Linked DNA regions of Homo sapiens: region 2 is linked to region 1. The links are chromatin loops, found by intact Hi-C in ENCODE. Cell type or tissue: dorsolateral prefrontal cortex. All regions are shown on one strand. Links, peaks and the distances in the headings refer to the core of each region. The heading gives the core; the rest is flanking DNA. Region 1 holds the start of ZNF674 (zinc finger protein 674). Region 2 overlaps SLC9A7 (solute carrier family 9 member A7).

What was found. A loop is a pair of places that touch in the nucleus more often than their neighbours do. Peaks named below come from ENCODE experiments on the same cell type or tissue, not always from the same donor. Only the 100,000 strongest peaks of a DNase experiment are listed, where the experiment ranks them.
Region 2: it touches region 1 in a loop (4-fold over the local background); 2 of 110 quality-filtered maps call a loop at or near these places.

The regions. Positions count from the first base shown.
Region 1 is chrX:46,543,432-46,548,804 of GRCh38, reverse strand. It overlaps ZNF674 (zinc finger protein 674), which reads left to right and starts at 3,384. Exons shown (of 6, transcript NM_001190417.2): 1 at 3,384-3,434; 2 at 4,194-4,304. It overlaps ZNF674-AS1 (ZNF674 antisense RNA 1), which reads right to left and starts at 3,315. Exons shown (of 2, transcript NR_015378.3): 1 at 3,178-3,315; 2 at 330-2,339. RefSeq lists enhancers at 3,046-3,195, 2,811-4,010. In dorsolateral prefrontal cortex, for the core only: CTCF peaks have their summits at 3,130 and 3,331; a DNase peak (open chromatin) is centred at 3,334; H3K4me3 peaks cover 2,552 bases; H3K27ac peaks cover 1,309 bases; H3K27me3 peaks cover 4,584 bases.
Region 2 is chrX:46,602,884-46,608,256 of GRCh38, reverse strand. It overlaps SLC9A7 (solute carrier family 9 member A7), which reads left to right. Exons shown (of 17, transcript NM_001257291.2): 17 at 1,054-5,373. The coding sequence ends at 1,305. Among named protein-coding and RNA genes, the nearest start is that of CHST7, 32 kb to the right of the region's middle. In dorsolateral prefrontal cortex, for the core only: no CTCF peak of the experiment used is centred there; no DNase peak of the experiment used is centred there; H3K27me3 peaks cover 1,996 bases.

The DNA.
Region 1 (5,373 bases), core at 326-5,325:
TTTAGTAGAGACAGGGTTTCACTATGTTTCCCAGGATGGTCTTGAACTCCCGAGCTCTGGCAATCCACCCACCTTGGCCTCCCAAAGTGCAAGGATTACAGACGTGAGCCACCACGTCTGACCTAAAAGGTAAAAACATTCTACGATGAACAAGTTCTGCAGATCTAAGGTACAGTATGGATGGTGATGGATGTATTAGTTGATTGTGGTAACCATTATACAACGCATACACATATCACATTTTAAAAACCCACTGTTTTAGGTATAAAAAAGAAAGACATGTATTTTTAAAAAATGAAAGAAAAACACCGAGAAAAGATGAGGCAAGCATAACAAACCTAGTGGTTTTCATTTGAAGGCAGTGGTTTTTAAACAAAAGTATTTTCACAAAAGGAATGAGAACATCTCAGTATTATATATTTGATACAATTCCCAAATAAATTGTCACAATAAAACAAGGTTGCTTATGCAGAACCCTTGAAATACAATGTATGTAAAAATATTTTTACTACTGTGCTCAAGAATAGAGATTTTGAGGACAATTCTTACATATTTAAGAAGCAAAAACTTTAGTTAATACTCAGACTTTATTCAACATCAGAAAATATGCAATGAAGAGAAAATCTACAATTTAAATCAGCTTGCAGATACATTTACTTCTGGATCACAACTTACTCAGCATTAGAAAATTCACACTGGCTGGGCGTGGTGACTCACCCTGTAATCCTAACACTTTGGAAGTCTGAGGGCAGGAAGAGGCCTTGAGTCCAGGAATTCCAGACCAGCGTGGGCAACATAGCGAGACACTATCTCTACAAAAAATTTAAAAAATTAGCCAGGTGTGGTGGCGCACACTTGTCCCAGCTACTCAGGAGGCTAAGGTGGCAGGGTCCTTTGAGACCAGGGTCCTTTGAGCCGAGGCTATAGTATGCCATGATCACGCCTCTAAATAGACACTGCATTCCAAACTAGGCAACATAATGGCATCCTGTCTCTAAAATAAATAAATAAATAAGAAAATATTTGGCTGGGTGCAGTGGCTCACACCTGTAACCCCAGCACTTTGGAAGGCTGAGGCAGGCGGATCACCTGAGGTCAGGAGTTCGAGACCAGCCTGGCCAACATATAGTGAAACCCCGACTCTACTAAAAATACAAAAAAATTAGCTGGGCATGGTGGCGTGTGCCTGTAATCCCAGCCACTCGGGAGGCTGAGGCAGGAGAATTACCTGAACCCACGAGATGGAGGTTGCAGTGAGCCAAGATCACGCCGCTGCACTCTAGCCTGGGCAACAAGAGCCAATAACTCCATCTCAAAAAAAAAAAAAATTGGCTACATGCAGTGTTTTTATCACATTAACCGGTATTATGGTGAAGTTACCTTTTGAAAAGTCATCTGGCGAAAACAACTGTTAACATCAGATGACAGTGACTTTGACAAAGCATTATACTACTAGGGTAAAAATGACTGAAGAGATTGGCGCAAAATGAGGAAAGGGGCTTCGTTTCTGAGAATACCAGCTCCACTCAACACTGGATACTCTCCTGCCTATGGAAATCCACAGGGGCAGTTGCAGAGAGTGCTGCATGTTTCATAGTGTTGGGATAGGACAATGAAAACTAACATTTACCAGGTGCCTGCCACGGGCTATTCCTGGGCTTGAGGCTCTAAAGATGTCCCTTTGAACAATAACAACAGCCATCTAGGTTAGGTGGTCCTTAGCTATGGCAGAAAAGAGGGGACTGAGGCCCAAGAAGCTAGTAAGTGGTGGATTCCAGTCTTTTCTTCCAATGGATTAGTAGACACCAATGGCCCAGGAAGGGTGTTTCTTGATTTTTGAATACTAACATCATGAATAGCAAATGCTGGCATGGCAATAAGGGCATGCCCTGCATCTGGTCACATTCAAATCATCAGTCCCTTCTCTTTCTGCATAAACACTTGATCTTACAGAATCAGGATATGGAGAGATGCTGGCCAGGGCCACAGATCAGGTGCTTCTGCAGTTTGCAATTTCTTTACTCTCCTCAGGACATATTAACCCTATCATACTATTAACCCTTTTCTGCCTACTGATAGTGATATCTGAAAAGGTTATCAAATCACCTCTCCTCTAGAAATAAATAGGTTGGTATCTCTAAACCTGGCCATCAGTAACACATACACATGAAATTCTGAATGAGCAGTAATTCACTGCTCACATGTCCAAGGGAAAACAGGCTCTTTTCCTGGGACTTGTACAGGAGGCTTGGAGAGAGTCACTTCCCAGGGTCTGGCTGTATTGAGTTTGCAGATTTAGGTTGTAACTCATCCAAACTATCTGGGGAATGCAAGTTAACCTGAGAGGAGAAAGAGAAAGAGGAAAAACACTCATGTTCAAATGGAAATTAAATACGTGTCTGATAGATTACACAAATGTCTTGGACACATCTATGAACAGTGTCTGGCACCAGCTGGCTCTAGCACAGAAGGGTTTGCTGTGTACCTGAGGGAGACTCTGTCATACTTGACCCAAAGAGGCCCGCTTGGTGACCAGGCAGGCATAGTAAGCATGGAGAACAACACTTGTTCTCTTTCTCCCAGACCCAGACAGGAAACAGAAAACTTTCCTCAAGTTTACTACAGGCCTTTTTAGCGGGCCATGTTGCCACTGGCTGGCATTCTCAGAGAAAACACCTCTCCGCTAAAAAGTAAAATCCAGATTCTCCCAGGGTGTCTAAGATCCTAGGAACCGGAGCCCCACCACTGGGTAGAGAACAATCAGAATGAGGCTTTCTTCCCTCACTTCGGGAGGTTGCTGGCTCTGAAGCCCGGCTCCAAAGCCCCTCTTCCAGGCCACTTCCCCGACTGAGCCAGACCTGTTGCTCTTAGGACGCTCTGAGCCAGGCCTAGGGCCCCGCTCCATGTGGCCTGCCTGGACCCTAGAGGGCCGCGCTCTGGAGCTGCCACAGATGCCAGAGGCGCGACTCTTTTTCCTATTCCTAGGAGCGGAAGACAGAAACAGTGGCCTTGGGGACAGAGGGGTGGGAACACCCCACGTCCACTGCAAGAGAACGAAGTGGAAGAAGGGATTTCGGCTTCGGAGCCGGCAGGGGCCTGGGCACTGGAAAGCCCGCGCGGAGTTCTCTCGCCTCTCGCCGCCCAGGTACGCCTCCCCGGACCTTTTGTACGACTTACCGTTGGAAATGGTCACACATTCCTTCTCCCCTTAGAGCGAACACTGTCATAACCACTGAAGCGCGGGCCGAGGAGCGCCACATCGGCCACAGGCTTTGTTGCCCCGCCTTCAAAGCCACTGCGCGTGCGCATTGCTTTGACTTCACGTTCCCAGGGGGCTGTGGGAAGCGGAAATGCTCGGCTGACCCGGAGGGTGGCGCTTCGTTCACACTGGCTGTTGTCATCCGCCCCTGAGGTTTCAGGCTGTCGGCAGTGAAGTAAGCGGGAGGGTGAGGTGGTGATGGTTTTGATCGGGGGAAGGGGGGACGGGAGGAATGACGGGAGTTTACGGGGCCGTGGGGTCATGGGGCCACGGGTGAGCGTCCTTGTGGGGATTGAGTGACACAGGCGGTGGGCGTGAGTGTTGGGGGCGAGGTTCGGGGCCAGCGAGTGACTAATTGATTGAGTCACTCAGCGCTTGTATCCTCACCCGGTGGTAACTGCCAGACACTCTTGCAAATGTTTCACATTAGCAGGAGCCCTGTGAGGTGTTACGATGATTATTTTCATGTTATAGAGAGAAAACGGTACAGTGTGGCTTGGCAACCTGTCCAAAGTCCCGTAGGTAGCAAACCCGAGGAATCCTTTTTCTTTTTCTTTTCCTGTACTTTGTTTATCATGTTTATTGTTTCCAGTGTGTCTCTTCCTCCAGACTAGAAATCTGGAGCTGGGAATTTGAGATTTTGTTCACTGATGGATTTGCAACACGGAGAACCGGCTCATGGAAGGCAATCATTTCTTCAGTGAATAAAAGTGGCACAGCAGCCAGTCAGTTGATTCCAAAGCCCGGACTCAGGAAGGCAGGGTTTCGCTCACTGAGGATAATTGAGCTGTGCATGAATGTTAACTCTTAAAACTAGAATGAGGGGTTGTCCCTCTTCTGTTGGGTAAAAACCTTTGGGTTTCACTCAACTTCACTGCATGGAAGGGAGCATAGGTGTTGCTAATTGAATCTCCTGTGGTCATTGTGTTTCCAGGGTCAGAGTGCAGACCTGAGACCACTGCTCACCGATTTCAGACTCCAGTTTATCTGTGCCTCGGCTTCCCCACTTAGTCGCAGAAGACTTAGGCTGAGGCCCCAGGAAGAGGTGAGTTCCCTGGGTCACAGGCAGAGATCTAGTGCTATAGTGATGGCCCCAACTGGGGTGTGTTTGTCTCTGAATCCCTTGGTCCTGCCGCCTTGGACACAAGAGAGGTACGCTGAGCTGAGGCGAGTTGGAGGAGAAGCCTCAGCAAGAGCCCAGACCCAGATCCTCAGAGCAAAGGAGGCTCACGGGACAGCAGGTCCTAGAAGAGCTGGACCCGTAGTGGCCTTTGTCCCTCACTTCAGCTGAGACAGAGCAAAGCTGGCTCTACTTCCAGGTGCCATGGAGGACCATGTGACAGTGCAGTTTGATTCCTGCTGGAGGAGGGACAGGTGAAAGTCACAGGTGGATGGAGGCATGGATGTCCCCCATGGGGGCAGGTGCCCTGCTGTAGTACCTGCAAAGGCGGGATGAGGCTGGGAAGGATCACAGCCAGCCACAGAGGATTGGCCTCTCCTAGCACACCTATTTGTGCACCCCCATGCTTCCTTCTCTTGCCATTGGCTATTTCTGAATTTGAGTCAGCCCCACACCATCAACCAGGCACCTGCTTCCAGGGGAAATGCTGAGTGTCCGTTCATCCTGACCAAAGTGCAGAAAATATATTTTTAGTTTATAGAATTTCAGAGTAGTCTCTAGGTATGCTGTCATCCAGCTCTGCTGCCTTATTTCAATGCTTAATGAAAGTGGGCCAGGGGACATGACCTGCTAAGCTACACGGAGCTGAACCCTGTTGTCCTGATGGTATCACAGTGATTGCTGCAGTATGAAATGGTTACTCTGCACAGAATCTCCTTGCTGGAACTTTCTTTTGAAAATCTGCCAAAGAAGGAGGAGCATGGCAATCAAAATGCAAATCATGGGAAAGGAGGAAGTGGTGGGGTGGGAGCAGGGTAGGTGGCCAGTTAGAGAGGTGGATGCAGGGAAGCAGGCACAGTGGTTTTCAGCCCCTCACAGAACTGACAGTGCTTGGCTGTTACCCACCCAGCCCCACACCTCTCCTTCCCTGCGGCCCTTTGAGCCCTGGTTGGGCTCCTTCCTCCAAACCACATGAAGAGATCTTACTCATACA
Region 2 (5,373 bases), core at 257-5,256, 60 kb before region 1:
CACTTAGCACCTACTGTGAGGTAAGCACCATTGAGGAAGGTGCCAAGGTGTGGAGAAGGAGGTCACTGCCCTTTGGCGTTTGTCATCTAGATGGGGCTGATCTCGGGGAATCTGCCCATGGCCTTGGGCAGTGTGACTGCGCGGGGGCCCTGAGGGGGTCAGAGAGGCCAGTTCGGCGCCCTGGAGGCTCTGTCTCATAAGAGGATGCAGGACTTCAGATGAGCTTTGAAGGGTCGGTGGGAAACAGGAGAGAAAAAATCAGTTTACCCAGCGTATTTGACACTGTGTTTGCCCTTCTAGAAGGCAGTGCACAGTACTCAATAGGCCTCAGTGCAGCGCGGGAGCTGGGTTGTGGCCCTCCCCTTGTTTTGTTGGTTAAATCTATTGGAGGAAGAAGGTCCTGTCTGACCTCGTGCCGTCTCCGACACTCTCGCTACCATCTGATAGTTCAAGTGGTTGCAACTTTGCTCTCCCTCGATCATTTGATTCATCCACCTGAGGATGTGGCGGGTGGGCTTCCTATCAGGGTTTTCCTGTGGGGAGATGACAGGGGAAACAGGGAGGAAATCCTGATTATGGCTTGTCCTCTTCCCTGAATTGCTGTCTATGACAAAGAGTAGTTCCAATGTAAACAAGACGGGTTGGAGACGGTTTGTATAGGGCAGGAGACCCACCCGGAATGCCTACCCAGAGAAGACAGTACCTGAAACCTATTTGCAACGTTTGCCCAATTACCCTACTCTGGCCTTGCTTTGTGTGTTGATTGGGAAGCTGGAAATCCAGGCTGGTCTCCCTTTCTTCCCTTTTTCACTAACCCCAAGCTGTCAGACATTGAAATTAGAAACTGTTTTCTAGTATTCTAAGTCCTAGTCCTGGCAACCGTGCCCGGCCCTCTACAGTTTACATCCAGTTACCACGCTAGAGGCTCAAGGCAGGCAAGTTTCATAGTCCCCAGTTTTCAGATGAGGAGTTGGGATTGGGATTGGGGTTGGTGCCAAACCTGGAAGATATCAGTCTCTCATTTTTGTTGTTGTTGTTGGTTGCACTTTTCAGAACCAAGAGCCACTGAGAGAGGAAGACTCTGATTTCATCCTGACCGAAGGCGACCTGACATTGACCTACGGGGACAGCACAGTGACTGCAAATGGCTCCTCAAGTTCGCACACCGCCTCCACGAGTCTGGAGGGCAGCCGGAGAACGAAGAGCAGCTCGGAGGAAGTGCTGGAGCGAGACCTGGGAATGGGAGACCAGAAGGTTTCGAGCCGGGGCACCCGCCTAGTGTTTCCCCTGGAAGATAATGCTTGACTTTCCCCCCAAGCCCTGGCGCGATGGGGTAGGCTCCCGATGGGGTGAGGACAGCTGCAAGCCCTAGTGTTGTTGGAGGTGGGGCAGTGACTAGATTGAACTAACTCTTCTATTTTATTGGGGTCTGAAGCTATTGTAACACTTAAAATTTAACTCACAATGCAGATGGTGAGGCAAAAGTGTCTCTAAATTCAGACAAACGTAGACCTATTCCCACTTTTTTCACATAGTAGTGCGCTGTTTCAGAGTTAAACAAACAAAAAAAAATAGCATGCTTTAATGGTCTCCTAATTCATTCACCTGCAGTATCTGAACAAGGCGAGGCAGGTGCTGGGTGGGGGGATTCCTCCCATGAGAGGCTGCATCTCAGTACACAGCAGTGCAAGTCAAGCTGACCATAGAATTATCAAGTTAAAGAGAAGGAAGGCAATTGAGATCGGAACTCCAAGGATTATGGGAAACTTGGTGTTAAATGGGACAGAAAACATGAAAAAGCAATTTGGAGGCTCTGGCAACGAAGTCTGCTTGACTGCAACCTCATATCAGGATTCCTGACTTTATGCTGCCTGTGTTTTTTCTAGACTGAAGATTTGAAAATACATCCACGAACATTTCAACATGGAACGAAGAATTATAGTTCCTTCTCTGGCTATATCCATAAAGAAGTAGTTATGAAATGTTTAAAACCAAAGGCAAATAGTGTTATACTCTTATTTTTTGATTAATCTGAGGAAAGGAGGTATTTAGAAACTGATGATGGTATCACTGCAAAAAGCATTCAACTTTTTTTTTTTGTTGAGATGGTGTTTCACTCTGTCACCCAGGCTGGAGTGCAGTGGCGTGGTCTTGGCTCACTGCAACCTCTGCCTCACGGGTTCAAGTGATTCTCCTGCCTCAGCCTCCTGATTAGCTGGGATTACAGGTGCCCACCACCATGCCCAGCTAATTTTTTGTATTTTTGGTAGAGATGGGGTTTCACCATGTTGCCCAGGCTGGTGTCAAACTCCTGACCTCGTGATCCACCTCCCTTGGCCTCCCAAAGTGCTGGGATTACAGGTGTGAGCCACTGCACCTGGCCAGCATTCAACTTTTGAGGGCTACCATATGAGCTGACAGCCTAGGGAAATAATCACTAGGACTGAAGTATCTACTCTGGGTTTAGAAATAACACCAAATTTTGTAGGATGCTATTATCTGGGAAAGGGAAGGCAGCAAGAAACCTACAAGGCACCAGGCTAGAATTCAGAGGGAAAGAAATCTCAATGCAAAAAAATTACTGCAAAGAAATACAAGATAGTAGTCTCAAGACTAGGTAGAATTCCAAACTTTGAGCCGACGAATGCATGAGATTTCAGTGGCCACCTGAGGAATCAGAGGGCAAACAATGGAACATTAAGTATTTTCAGCCCACTAGAAAGCTCTGTCTTCTATAAGCTTAAGAGTCCGAGTGTCTTTACACCACTGAGTGCCATGCAGAGAAGGGTCATTTTCCTTGTATCTGGGGAGGCTGCTGCACCAGCTTAACATGTGGGTGTGATTTGAAAGTTAGGTTTTCAGTTTGGATTCTTTCTGGATGAGCTGTTCTGTCTGCCCACACCTGTAGTGCTGAAATACAGAAAGACCTCTCGGGAAAAGTTTGAGTTTCTCTTAATGTCTCTGTGCTTCAGTGCTAGCTTATTTTTGGCAACCCAATTTCTAAAAAATGCTTTCAATAACGTGGGCTTTTCTTTTTTTCTTTCTTTCCTTTTTTTTTTTTTTTTTGAGATGGAGTCTCGCTGTGTCACCCAGGCTGGAGTGCAGTGGCGCGATCTCGGCTTACTGCAACCTCCGCCTCCCGGGTTCAAGCGATTCTCTTGCCTCCGCCTCCTGAGTAGCTGGGATTACAGGCACGCGCCACCACGCCTGGCTAATTTTTTGTATTTTTTAGTAGAGACGGGGTTTCACCATACTGGCCAGTTTTTCTTATGATGGAAGACAAAATATTGTGTCCCAGTCTAGTCCACCCGTAGTGAAATCAGTCATTTAATCTTCTCAATTCGCATGTTTAATGCTTAATTTTTAAATAAGACATTGCTTCACAACTTTGTGTTTGAATTGATAATTTGTGCAAATCAGGAAAATACGTATTTAATTAGGTTGAGCCATATGAGTTTGCTGATATTCGACCATTTTGTAAAAACAGGAGTGGCAATTTCATATGGTTCAATAAAATAAAATTGAGACCGGGCACAGTGGCTTATGCCTGTAATCCCAACACTTTGGGAGGCTGAGGCAGGAGGATCACTTGAGCTCAGGAGTTCAAGACCAGACTGGGCAACATGGCAAAACCCTGTCTCTACAGAAATACAAAAATGAGCCAGGCATGATGGCACATGCCTGTAGTTCTAGCTACTTGGGAGGCTGAGGTGGGAGGATTGCTTGAGCCCAAGAGGCAGAGGTTGCGATGAGCTGAGATCATGCCACTGCAATCCAGTCTGGGCAACAGAATGAGACCCTGCCTCAAAAAAAAAAAAAAAATACAGTTGAATGATTTTTATTCTCCTCTTTCCTTTTTATCTACAATAAAGTCCATTTTGATTTTATGGTCATCCATGGGCTTTGGAAGTTTGAAAAATGCTAAACAACCTATCCAAACCCATGAGCCCTCAGGGTCAACTAGGCTAGTGAAGGACTTAAGAATAAGACCTACACCCCACAGCCAGAGAAAGAGCTTTCATAGCCCCTGGAAGGGAAGTTCTTATATCCTGGGGTGAGGTTGCAGACAGCAGCTACCAGGCCTGGCAGAGGCCTGTATTATATGTGTGCTGGAGTCCAGAACCAGCACAGGATTTTTTATTTAGCAGAGTTATCTTAGTAATGACCAGTCATGCCATATAAATCTAAAAGGCAAGACTTGTTTTGTTTTCATTTTTGTTTTTGTTTTGCAGAGATGGAGAGATAGGCTGCTTGGGTCTTTGGTTGGGTCTTTATAAAGCTTTGCTTATCTTATATTGCTTACTTAATTTTGGAGGGAAAAAACTAACAGACACACCCTGGTGATGGTTCTTTGTTCACCTCAAGGCTTTGTTGTTGTGTTGTTGTTGTTTGTTTTTTGTTTTGTTTTGTTTTGTTTTTAGATGGAGTCTCGCTCTATCCCCCAGGCTGGAGTGCAGTGGCATGACCTCGGCTCACTGCAATCTCCACCTCCTGGGTTCAAGCGATTCTCCTACCTCAGCCTCCCGAGTAGCTGGGATTACAGGCACATGCCACCACACCCAGCTAATTTTTTTATATTTTTAGTAGAGACAGAGTTTCACCATGTTGGGCAGGATGGTCTCGATCTGCTGACCTCGTGATCCACCCGCCTCTGCCTCCCAAAGTGCTGGGATTACAGGCGTGAGCCACCGCCCCTGGCCATTATTTTGAGTTTTTTTTAGAAAGCTTTTACAAGATTACAAGAAATGACTCTCTTAGGGAAGAAAAATAACCACCCAGTTTCCCTTCCTAGTCTTAGTTCAATTCATAGAGTGTTGTGTTTATCCCCAAAGGGTCTTGTAGTCTTCACTGCAAACATTTGATTCTGATCTACTCACATACAAGGAAATGTAGATTGCCAAGACCAAAACTAGAGGGGTGGGCTTCCCATCAGGGTTTTCCTGTGTGGAGATGACAGGGGAAACAGGGAGGAAATCCTAATTATGGCTTGTCCTCTTCCCTGAATTGCTGTCTACGACAGTGTAGTTCCAATGTAAACAAGGTGGGTTGGGGATGGTTTGTATAGGGCAGGAGGCCCACCCAGAAGTCCTACCCAGGGAAGAGAGGGCCCAGAATCTAGTTGCAGCATTTGCCCAGTAACCCTACCCCGGCCTTTCTTTGTGTGTTAGGAAGCTGGAAATGCAGGCTGGTCTCCCTTTCTTGCCTTTGTCACTAACCCCGAGCTGTCAGCCATTTGGAATCAGAACTGCTTTCCAGTGTTCTAAGTCCTTATTTGATTACAAATATTTGGTGAATCAAAGTAAGGCACTTTGGTCCTAATTTTTGACCTTTGGTCCTAATTTTTGTTTGTAAGATGTGGAGAATAACCCTGAC